Linked DNA regions of Mus musculus: region 1 is linked to region 2. Evidence: chromatin contacts called from ENCODE Hi-C or POLR2A ChIA-PET data. All regions are on one chromosome and are shown on one strand. The core of a region is the stretch at or near the end of the contact, and the rest is flanking DNA. Distances in the headings are between cores, read along the strand shown. Region 1 holds the start of Mau2 (MAU2 sister chromatid cohesion factor). Region 2 has its middle 28 kb from the start of Gatad2a.

Region 1 (5,290 bases), core at 1,047-3,546, 41 kb before region 2:
AAGTCCAACCACAGATATGTACTGAGACCCTGTCTCAAAACAAAACAACAACAAACCCTAGAATTGTATCCTAAGGGTTCTCAGGAAAAATTCTACATTTATCTAAATATATTTTTTAAAAGGTTTGGGGGTGGGTGACTGTGTACCATGTGACTGCCTGGGAGTTATAAATGCTTGTGAGCTGACAAGTGGATGCTAGATATCAGGTACTCTGCAAGAACAGCAAGTACTCTTAACTGCTCAGCCATCTCACCAGCCCATTTTCTTCCTATGTAGACCAGACTGGCTTCCACTTGAAACAAGCCTCCTCCCTCTGACTCTCCAGTGCAGATCACAAACATGTGCCACTATGCTATGTTTAAACACTAAATTTGTATGTATGTGCATAGGCACTGTGCAAGCCAGAGGTTGACATCAGGTATCTTCTCTTTCTTTTTTCTCCCCCTTGTTTGTTTTTTATTTTCTCAAGACAGGGTTTCTCTGTATAGCCCTGGAACTCACTTTGTAGACCAAGCTGGCCTCAAACTCAGAGACCCACCTTTACCTTCCAACACCTGGCACTCACTCTGTAGACCAGGCTGGCCTCAAACTCACTGAGACCAACCTGCACTTTCCAATGTCCCAAGTTCTAGGACTAAAAACATAGGCCATCACTCACCAACTTAAAAAAAAAAGACAGGGTCTCAGTTTGCACAGCCCTGGTTGACCTTGAATTCAGATGTCCACCTACCCCTCAGGAGTTGGGATTAAAAGCATTCCTATTGTCGCTCTGCCTAATTTTTTGGTACAGAGCAGCTCACAAAACCTTAAAGCCCGTTTCAGTGCGTGGCTGCCAATACACCCCAGGAATCCACCTGTGTCCAGTCCGAAGTCCTGTGCTTTCAGGCACACAACAGTACATCTGGCTTTTTTACATGAGTACTGAAGATGGGGAGCCAGGTCCTCACTCTTGGGCAACAAGCATTTTAACTACCACCATCTCGTCAGCCCTTAAATTCTAAATGTTGAAAGCAAAACTGACTCCCTAGACACTACCAGAGTTGACACCCCTAATTATTTCCATTTCATTCATAACAATCTCCAAGGAGACAATCCTAGTCCACTCTGAGGCCTATCCAGCCTCTGTGGTGAAACCTCTGCCTTCCTATAGACAGCATCTACTCATATGGAACATCTTGTACTCAAGAAAGACTTTTCATGGAGCCAGAGAGATGGCTCAGAGGTTAAGAGTGCTTGTCACTCTTCCAGAGAATCCAAGCAAACATCCAGGTGGCCTACTATAACTCCAGCTCCAGGTACTCACACACAAAGACATAAAGACAAATGGATTTTTAAAAACTGTTAAGCCTTCCCTGACCTTCAATATATTAGCAGCATCCAACCTCACGTCACGAGAACTAGTTCTTTGCAAAATTTGCTTCCAGGTGCACTGACACGCAAGCTTAGCACAGCGTTTGGCACCCAGCAAGTGTGGAAGCATATGGTGAATGGGCAAATGCATTTCATCCTAGGGGCACAGGGAGAGCTAAACCCGTAACCGTGGGAAACCGCCCTGGCTGACCCAGTGCAGTTCGGAAACGCACATTTCCCACAAGGCAGGACCCAAGCCAAAGGGGACCGGAGGGGCAGGAGGGATGTCCCAGGCTGTCCGCTGTGGATGCCACCGGCCCGAGAGCAGTTTATTGGGAAAGCCCATGCGGTTCCCACCCGGCGCCCAGGCCTTTGAGGGAGACCAGGAGCGCTCCTCAGCCACGGGCGGGGGTTGGGGGGCGAACCCGAGTCTGGGGTCTCGGCAGACCAGAGAAGGGCACACGCAACGTTACTGTAAGTTTCCCTGGGGCTGAGGCGAGAAGTCCGCGTGTCAGGTCCGTGACAGAAAGTAGGGTGAACAGGAGACGTGCAGTCGCGAGAACCCAGGCGGGCGGCGAAGGGAAGTCGGGGGATGTTACCTGCAACATCCCGGTTGTCCATCTTGAGACTCATCCAATCCCACAATGCTCCGGCGCCACCTGAGAAGAGGGAGGCTCTGTTATAGTGCGCTTGGTCTGATGGTAAATGTAGTCCTTCTCCGACAATCTCGTCCAACCCCCTTCTAGGACACCGGGCGTCTTCTCCACAGAAACGCCGGCGTCAGTTCACGAACGTGTATTACTCTCAGTTACGATGATGCAGAGGTATCATCCTCTCCTCAGAGTCTTCCTCAGTCGGAGCCACTTCGAACACACACCATAAGACCCAGAAGTCCTTGCGTAGCAGTTCTCGCGAGAATTGCGGGTCGCCAGGCCCCGCCCCTCAAGGTGCTTCCGCCTCTCTGTGGAGGCGGCTTGTTGTTGTGCGGGCCAAGATGGCGGCACAGGCGGCGGCTGCGGCGCAGGCGGCGGCTGCAGCTCAGGCTGCCGCCGCACAGGCCGCACAGGCCGAGGCAGCCGAGTCGTGGTATCTGGCTCTCCTGGGTTTCGCCGAGCACTTCCGAACATCTAGCCCGCCCAAGATCCGCTTGTGCGTTCATTGCCTGCAGGCCGTGTTCCCCTTCAAGCCGCCTCAGCGGATCGAGGCCCGGACGCACCTGCAGCTCGGCTCGGTGCTTTACCACCACACGAAGAACAGCGAGCAGGCGCGCAGCCACCTGGAGAAGGCGGTGAGTGTGCGGGCCAGGCGGGCGGGCCGCGGGTACCGGGGACTCGATCCTCTCCGCCTCGTCGGGCTTGGGACTTCCGAAGGCCTCGCCCTCACCTGCGGTGACAGACGCGGCTCCGCCACGCCCTCTCACCCGGGAACCGGGAAAGTTGTCCCTCTTCAGCTACTTGGTGCTTGCATCGGGGACCCTCCTAGTCGGGTGGCCGCGGGAACAGGACCCAGAGCGTCAGCCTAGAAGCACCTACCTAAGGAAGAGATGCGAGCTCCCTGACGTGTGAAAGCGAGGTCGCAGGAAATCTGAAAGTCCAGGACTTCTGACAGTCAGGTGTCTAGGTCTGGAGTCCCAGATCCTTGTGGCATGGATATTGGGGAAGGTGAGGCCTTCAGCCTCTTGTTGAACGTTGTTGCCTTGTGAGGACCTGAAGTGCAGAAAGTAGCTTCTAGAGTCACTTGCACCTCGGGGGTCTGGAGGTCAGTCTCACTGTTGGTGGCTTCTTCTCCCACCACGAAATGGTCCATCTTTGAAAGAGTCCCCACTCCGCCTCCAACTTGATTTGTGACGTCTTGGTGCTTCACAGAATTTCAAGAGGTAGCTGTCATTCAGCTTCTCAGTAAGACTTGTTTCTTCTCATGGCAACTGTGTCTCTTCCACACCTCCGCCTCTTTTTTGCCATTTTCCTATCTTTGTTTCCTTGACTATTCAGATGTTTAATGTTCTGACCTGCAGACAGTCTAGTAAATTGCCTTCAGGAGGGGATCAAAATTCTTGTTTCCCACACTGTGCATAGTTAGAGCTTCTAATCCTCACTGAACCAATAAACTTCCTTATTTCAAGAGTGAAACCGTATAGGCTTAGCTAAGTAAAGTGATTTAGCAAAGACCACACTGTGTGAAGTTTGGGTTTTTTGTTTGTTTTTGTGTTGGGGGGGGTTGTCGTGGTCTTACACGATGTAGCAAAGAATTGGTCTCAATTCCCAGCTGTCATCCTTCCTGGCCACCCAAGTACTGAGATTACAGGCATAGTTGCACATACCTGTGATGTACATGTTCAAGGGAGAGGCAAGAGGCTAGCCTCGGCTACACAGGAAGAATATCTCAAAGAAAGCAGGTCTGCTTAGATGACTTTGTGGGTAAAGGCTTTTGCAGCACAAGCCTGATAACTTGAGTTTGAGTGGAAGGTGAACACTCTCAAAAATTGCCTTCTGATCTCCAAATTTGCCTGCACTCATACATATCATACACAACAAATAATACCATTAATTTTAAAAAATTATAATCAAAAAGAGCTGGGTAGGGTGGCAGATGCCTTTAATCCTGGCACTCAGAAGACAGGCACATGGATCTCTGTGAGTGTTGCCAAAGAGTCAGGGCTACATAGAAGACCTTGTCTCAACAGAACCAACCAGGGATGGGACTGGAGAGATGGCTCAGCAGTTCTGAGCACTAACTCTTCTTTCAGAGATCCTGAGTTCAATTCCCAGAACCATCTGTACTGGGATCTGATGCCCTCTTCTAGTGTGTCTGAAGACAGCTTACAGTGTGCTCACATACATTTAAAAAAGAGGTGAAACCTGAGCTGGGCAGTGGCAGGGTAGGCAGTTCTCTGAGTTTGAAGCCATCCTGGTTCACAGAGGAGTTCCAGGACAGCCAGAGCTACATAGAGAAACCCTACCTCAAAAAGACCAAAAACCTGGGCTAATCAAATTTGTGAGTTAAAAAAAAAGATACAATTATTTTTAATTATATGTGTGGATATATGCTCTTAAATGTTGTGCCCACTGAATCAAAGTTCTGAGTACCCTGGAGCTGGAGTTAGAGTTATATGTGAGCTGCCTGATGGAGTTTCTGGGAACCAAACTTGGGTCCAGTGCAGAGTAATATGTGTTGTTAACTACCCATCTCTCTCTAGTCACCTCAGTTTAATGATCACTAGTTTCTGTACTAGAATAAGATGTCATTATTGTGTTAGTGCTTTTTGCTGTTGTTGTCTTATTCATTCATCAAGGAGTTATTTGTTCCCCTCCCACCAAGTGTCAAGCCTGTCCTGGACTGTCTGGGTATGAGCAGACTGAAAAGTCCTGCGCATGGTAGCTTTTTCTTTAGTGAGACTAGCATTCAATAAGGCTATTAGTATAAGAGCTATGGACACTGGACCAGAGGAAGGGATAGAGTTGATAATAGGGATGAGGGAGCCTCTTATTTGCATGAATGACATTTGAATGGTGTGAGCTAGTGAGCCCATTCAAGGTTTCAGGTCAATAACAAGGTGTGCCTGGGGCCAGAAGTGGATTGGAGCATCCAGGGCAGTAGTGAGTGAGGTTGACCCTGCCAAGTGCCAGGCTTCAGTGTAGGTGCAAGCCGGAGGCTGCCAGGGCCTGGCTGGTTCTGAAATGTTCTTTTCTTATTTGTTCAGGGCAGTTAATCCCACTACCTTCCTTTCCCCTTTGTTTCTTTGGGTGTCAGTGTGTCCTCGTATTTCATCCACAGAGCCCCGTGCAATCATGCCTGCAGTTGCTCTCTTTTAGCACTTGGCTTTGAACCAGTAATTAAAACCCTGACCCTTGTGAAGTACTTTCCCTTGGTGTAACAGAAAGCTGACTCCTGAAAGATCTCCCACAGCATCACATTGTGCCCTCCATCAGTCACCCCAGCT
Region 2 (5,816 bases), core at 1,903-4,402:
GGGATTGAAGCCACATCTTGTGACATCTTTGATCCATGCAGGGATCTAACAGCAGGGGCCTGTTAGACCAGCACTCATGAGACCTAGACAAGAGGATCTCAAGTTCTAGGCCATCATGGCTGTGTTACATGGGAAGACCCTGTAAAAGGTTAAAGGGGGAGAGGGAAGGGAGGAAACCCTACCATTTGGGAGGCAGAGCCCACCAGGGCACCAGGCTGCCCTGGGCTACAAAACAGGATCTTGTTTCAAATAAATAAACAAACAGGGATGTGACTCCAGTTCTATTGGTGGAGTGCTTAGTGATCCACAAAGCCTTGCATTACTGGATATGGCAGCTGGCTCAGCACTTGGGGGGTGGGGGAGGCAAGAGGACCAAGAGTTCAAGGTGAGCTGGGAGTGGTAAACACCTCTGATCCCTGCACCCAGGAGACAGGTGGTCACTGAGTTCAAGACCAGTGGCCTACAGAGTTCCAAAACAGCCAGGGAGGGCTACACAGAGAGATTTTGTCCTAAAACAACAATATAGACAATGACATTGACAAGTTCAAGGTCCTTCTGAGCTACACAAGTTTGAGACTAATCTGGACTTCAAGGAGACCCTAGTCCTCATGCACCAGAGATCTTAGCACTTGAGAAGAGGAGTCTGGAGACTTCAAGGCCATCCTAAACTAAAGTGAATTTACCCTTTGGCAATAATTTATGAGAAACTTCCCTAGGAGAAACTCTGGGCTTGCTCTCTTCCAGTATCTTGGACATTATGTGGAAGCCCTTAGGACAGAGTACTCTCAGGTCTTTTTTGGTTGGTCTCACATGTCCTCTTTTTTTTTTTTTTTTTTTTTTTGGTTTTTCGAGACAGGGTTTCTCTGTATAGCTCTGGCAGTCCTGGAGCTCACTTTGTAGACCAGGCTGGCCTCGAACTCAGAAATCTGCCTGCCTCTGCCTCCCAAGTGCTGGGATTAAAGGCCCGGCTCACAGCACCTTTGAGATGTTGAGCAGCCATCAGTTTCTGACAGGGCTAGGCCTGTCCTTTGGGCCTTTGCAGCTTAGATGAGCCTTGCTTCAAGCTTTCTCTTTCTGTGTGTCTCTGTCTCTGTCTCTCTCCCTCTTTCTCTCCTTCTTTCTCTCCCTCTTTCTTTCCCCTCTCCCCTGTCCCCTCTCCCTCTCTCTCTCTGGCTGGAGAGATGGCTGGCTCTTGGTTAAGAGCAGAATCTACTCTTCCATAAGGCCAAAAGGTTAGGCTTTGATTTCCAGCACCTAAATTGGAGGCTCACTTCAGACTCAGAGCGGGTGGTTGGGGTGGGATATTCCAGCAGGAGGCAGTGTCCTTCAGAAACCAGAAATCTGAGTAGATCCCACGAGCTCACTCTCTGAGCTAGGCTCAAATACCTATGGGGGGTGGGGGGGGCAGGGAGGAGGAACTGGAGGGCATGAGATGGTATCACAGATCCCAGGTGGGACCACACCCACATTCAGGGAGGCAAAGAGGCACCTGCCTTGTGCTTCAGTTTATGTTGGTAATGCTATGTTCAAACCTTACTGAAGCTCCAGGTGGCTGTGAGTAAGCTCACTTCCTTCCTTCTTCTTATGCGGCTCCTGTCTAGGAAGAATGCTTTCTCTTTCAGAAACTCGAAATTGAAAGAAATGCTCTTCCTGGTGGTGGAGAAGTCACTGTAGTTCACTGACTAACACAGCTGTAGATCAGCTGACACAAAATCCCTGGGTTCCATGTACCGTAGCACATGACTATCATCCCAGCAGTTGGGAGGTGAAAGCAGGAAGATCAGAACTTGATGGTCATCTTTGGCTACATAGAGAGTTTGAGTCCAGCCTAGGTTACATAAAACCCTTTTTCAAAAAATAAACTATTGCCAGGCAGTACTGGGGCACGCCTTTAATCCCAGCACTTGGGAGGCAGAGGCAGGTGAATTTCTGCGTTCAAGGCCAGCCTGGACTACAGAGTGAGTTCCAGGACAGCCAGGGCTACAGAGAAACTCTGTCTCAGAAAAAAAAAAAAAGGAAAAATAAATAAATAAATAAATTTTAAATATTTAAAAATTTAAATCTTTTAAAAAAACTCAGCCAGCAGCTTTGTGTGGTGGCACAGGCCTGTGATCCCATAGGAGGCTGAGACAGACAGGAATATCAGGCAGCTTGAGCTATATATTAAGGCCCTGTCTACAAAATGCTTGGCTGAAAGGGCTCCTGGGCTTAGTCTGGCTTTGCTTCTGTATATTCTAGAAACTCATCTCAATAAAGGCACAGTGTGGTCCACCATAGCTTGTAGATGTCTGCTTGATTTTCTCTAGGGAAGCACAGGGGTGCGAACGACGGCCTGTTGGTGCCATTGCACCTGATCTTTTTCCCTCTAAAAACAATGATTTGCTTCCCTGGGGAAACCAGGACCAAGCCCACAGACCCTCAAAAGGATGCTGCTTTCAGTAGGTCAGTGATTCTAGAGATACACAACACACAAGCTGGGTCAACTCTAATGAATGAAGATGCCTGCAGGGATGCAGGGTGTGGTATTTAGCTCTGTGCAAAGCAACTCAGCCATTTAGAGACTCTTTAGTGACTCTGTATAGCTTTAACCTAACTCCCTTTTCTCTTTCCTTCCTCCCTTCTTGCCTCTTTCTTTTCTTCCCTCCTTCTGTCACCCTCCCTTTCCTTGTAGCCTAGGCTTTCCTGGAATTCCATATGTAGCTAAAGATAACCCTTAAATTCCTAATCCTCCAGCCAGGCGTGGTTGTGCACGCCCTTAATCCCAGCACTCTGGAGGCAGAGGCAGGCAGATTTCTGAGTTCGAGGCCAGCCTGGTCTACAAAGTGAGTTCCAGCTTGGGCTATACAGAGAAACCCTGTCTCGGAAAAAAAAAAAAAAACAAAAATAAAAACTTAATCCTTACGTGACATGCTGCTGTGACAGTGGTGGGTCAGTACACACAGTTCTCCCTTCGTTTCCTCTTTTTTTTTTCCTTTAAAAATAAAGATATATTTAATTTTTATTAACGTGTCTATCTGTGCACATGTGCCTTGCAGGTGACCTTAGAGGACAGAAGGGGGCGTTGGATCCCTTGGAGCTGCACACAGAGGCGACTGTGAGCTGCCATAAGTGGGTATTTGGGTCACACTCAAGAGCAGCAAGTGCCACTAAGCCGTCTTTCCAGAGCCCACTTCCCTTTTCTCTTCCCCTCCCCTTCCTCTGCAAGCCAGGCTATCCTCAGACTCACAGTGATCCTCTTCTGAAGTGCTGCGATTATTACCGCACCTGTTTTTTGTGTTGTTTCTCAAAAGAGGGTCTGTAGCTCAGACTAGCCTTCAATTTACGATCCTTCCTTCAGCAGTCTCCTTTATGCCGGGACAGACCTGGGCCCTCGACCCTGGAGGCTATAACCTTTTTGCTATCTGTCTGTGGCATTACTCAGCGGTCACTCTCAGTGCTGGTGGAACGCTTCCTCTGTGCGAGGGGACTTCTCAGGAGAGCAGCCACAGGTCTCTGGCTGGCAGAGGCCCCGCCTTCCTAACGCCTGTGGGGCTGCCTGGGCCAGCTCCCACTTCCCTATATGGGCGTGAATGTCACTCAGCCTGTTCGTCAAGTTGATTCCCCAGACCCAGGAAGGGCCACGCCTTGGTGAAGAGATGCAATCAGCTTCCACCAGGGAAAGGAAACTCATCCTTCAGTCACATGGCTCTTGCTTCAGTTTTTATTATAAAACTAGGCTGCCCTTGGCTCTGAGGTTCAGGAATTTCACTAGAGTATCTACCTGGAGTCTCTCTTCAAAGAGAGTTCACTTCAGACAAAGAAAAGGGTTAGGATTATTATTTTTTCCTTAGCCCAGGCTGTTCTTGAACTATGAAGATGAGGATGACCTTAGATTTCTGAGTGTCTTGCCTCTATTTCCTAAATTCTGAGCTGACAGGTGTGCACCATCACACCTAGTTTATGTGGGGCCGGGAATGCACACTGTGCACACTGGGCAATCACTATCAACTGAATTGCATTCCCTGTCTAGGTCTCAAAAGTTTTGATTATTTATTTGGATTATTTTACCAGTACAGTAGTAGTTTAGTTGTGTGTGTGTGTGTGGGGGGGGCATATATTGAGCTGGACACTAGCTAATGCACTGCTTATCAATTTTTAAAAAAGATTTATTATTATATGTAAGTACACTGTAGCTGGCTTCAGATGCACCAGAAGAGGGTCAGAACTCATTACGGATGGTTGTGAGCTACCATGTGGTTGCTGGAATTTGAACTCAGGACTTTCAGAAGAGCAGTCAGTGCTCTTAATCACTGAACCATTTCTCTAGGTCCCAGCACCAATTTTTGATTGCTAATGTGAGCATGCTCTCCATGAGACCATAGTGCTTTCTCACCTTTGAGCATGTTGCTGGATTGGAGATTTAAAGTTTTTTATGTGTATAAATGTATGTAAGCACACCACATGCACCAGATCTCCTGGAACTGGAGTTATAGAGGGTTGTGAGTCACCATGTGAGCGCTGGGAATGAAATCTGGTTCTCTGCAAGAGCAATACGTGTTATAATTGTTTTTGGATTTGAGATGTAAATAATACAAGTGTCAGTTAAGATGTAATACTACAGTTGAGCAGTTGATGTAGACCAATAACAGTAGCTGAGTGTACCTGCCTTTCTTTCTTCCTTCCTTTCTTTCCTTCTTTCTTTCTTTCTTTCTTTCTTTCTTTCTTTCTTTCTTTCTTTCTTTCTTTCTTTCTTTCTTCTTTCTTTCTTTCTTTCTTTCTTTCTTTCTTCCTTCCTACCTTCCTTTTTTTTTTTTTTTTTCTTTTTTCGAGACAGGGTTTCTCTTTGTAGCACTGGCTCTCCTGAAACTCACTCTATAGGCCAGGCTGGCATCGAACTCAGAAATCTGCCTGCCTTTGCCTCCTAAATGCTGGGATTAAAGGCGTGCGCCACCAAGGCCCAGCACTGCCTTTCTCTTCTGCATACAATGGGAAATTACATACTATGCTGACCTATAATCCCATCAATAATTGTTGATTCAACAATAAATTATGCTAGATGTAATGGAATACACCTACCAAGAGGACTATGTGTGCTAGGTCATCCTGAACTACATAGTAAGCTCTAAGCCAACCTGGGCTACACAGTAAAAACCCTTCTCAAGAAAAACAAGAAAAGTTATGTGTAAAGTACCAAGGGATCACTTAAATAGGTTGATTCTTGTGCTAGCAAAATATCCCAGTTAGTGACAGGAATTAAACTAGCTTTTGTTCCCTACTGTGGGCCAGTGCAAGGCACTTTAGTTCACATCTCTAGTGTAAGCCTTTGGGCAAATTTCTGGTTTTTCTATGCAACCCAGGATGGCCTAGAACTTGAGATGCTCCTGCCTCAGCCTCCCTTGTGGGTTCTGATGTCTTCCGCCATGAGGGTGATTATTGGCCTTCTTAAGAAGTGGCAGGTATGGGTTTGTTTCCAGTTCTGCCAGCCCTTTGGTTCAACATGAAGAGAATGTGGTAGCTCCTGAGCAGAGGGGCCAAGCGTGCAGGGAACATCTTCGTGTTTACCATGGCTCCCTTCCTTAGTCAGTGACGCTGTGTTTGTTGGCCTCATCATTTGGGACCAGTTTAAGATCAGTTAAGAAGTCATAGTCCCTCCAATCCCTGTTACTATCTGCACTTACTTTTCTTCCAAAACTTCAGCTTTCTTGTAAGCATAAGTCCATTCTTCTCATACAAGCTTCAAGGTTCACATGGAATCCTTGAGTTCTTTCTAGTCTCATCCTTTATTTTATTTGATGACTTTCTCCTTAATATTAGTATAGCAGTTTCTTTGTATTGCT

Evidence for each region. A loop is a pair of places that touch in the nucleus more often than their neighbours do. ChIA-PET counts read pairs that join two places held with the same protein, here RNA polymerase II (POLR2A).
Region 1: POLR2A ChIA-PET joins it to region 2 with 15 read pairs in Patski. The contact joins the promoter of Mau2 here to the enhancer-like site in region 2. A Hi-C loop is called at or near these places in 2 of 37 maps with a recorded cell type or tissue (both heart). POLR2A ChIA-PET finds 5 or more read pairs at or near these places in 2 of 5 experiments (Patski and embryonic stem cell).

Annotation. Positions count from the first base shown.
Region 1 is chr8:70,039,740-70,045,029 of GRCm38, reverse strand. Mau2 (MAU2 sister chromatid cohesion factor) reads left to right here and starts at 2,296. Exons shown (of 19, transcript NM_001376946.1): 1 at 2,296-2,638. The coding sequence starts at 2,345. Sugp1 (SURP and G patch domain containing 1) reads right to left here and starts at 2,243. Exons shown (of 14, transcript NM_027481.3): 1 at 1,950-2,243. The coding sequence starts at 1,983.
Region 2 is chr8:69,999,092-70,004,907 of GRCm38, reverse strand. No RefSeq gene overlaps it. Among named protein-coding and RNA genes, the nearest start is that of Gatad2a, 28 kb to the right of the region's middle. Within about 2 kb of position 3,152, at least 1 of the 3 ENCODE cell types and tissues checked has a DNase peak (open chromatin) inside an H3K27ac peak, as active enhancers do; it is heart, where a contact is called at or near this core.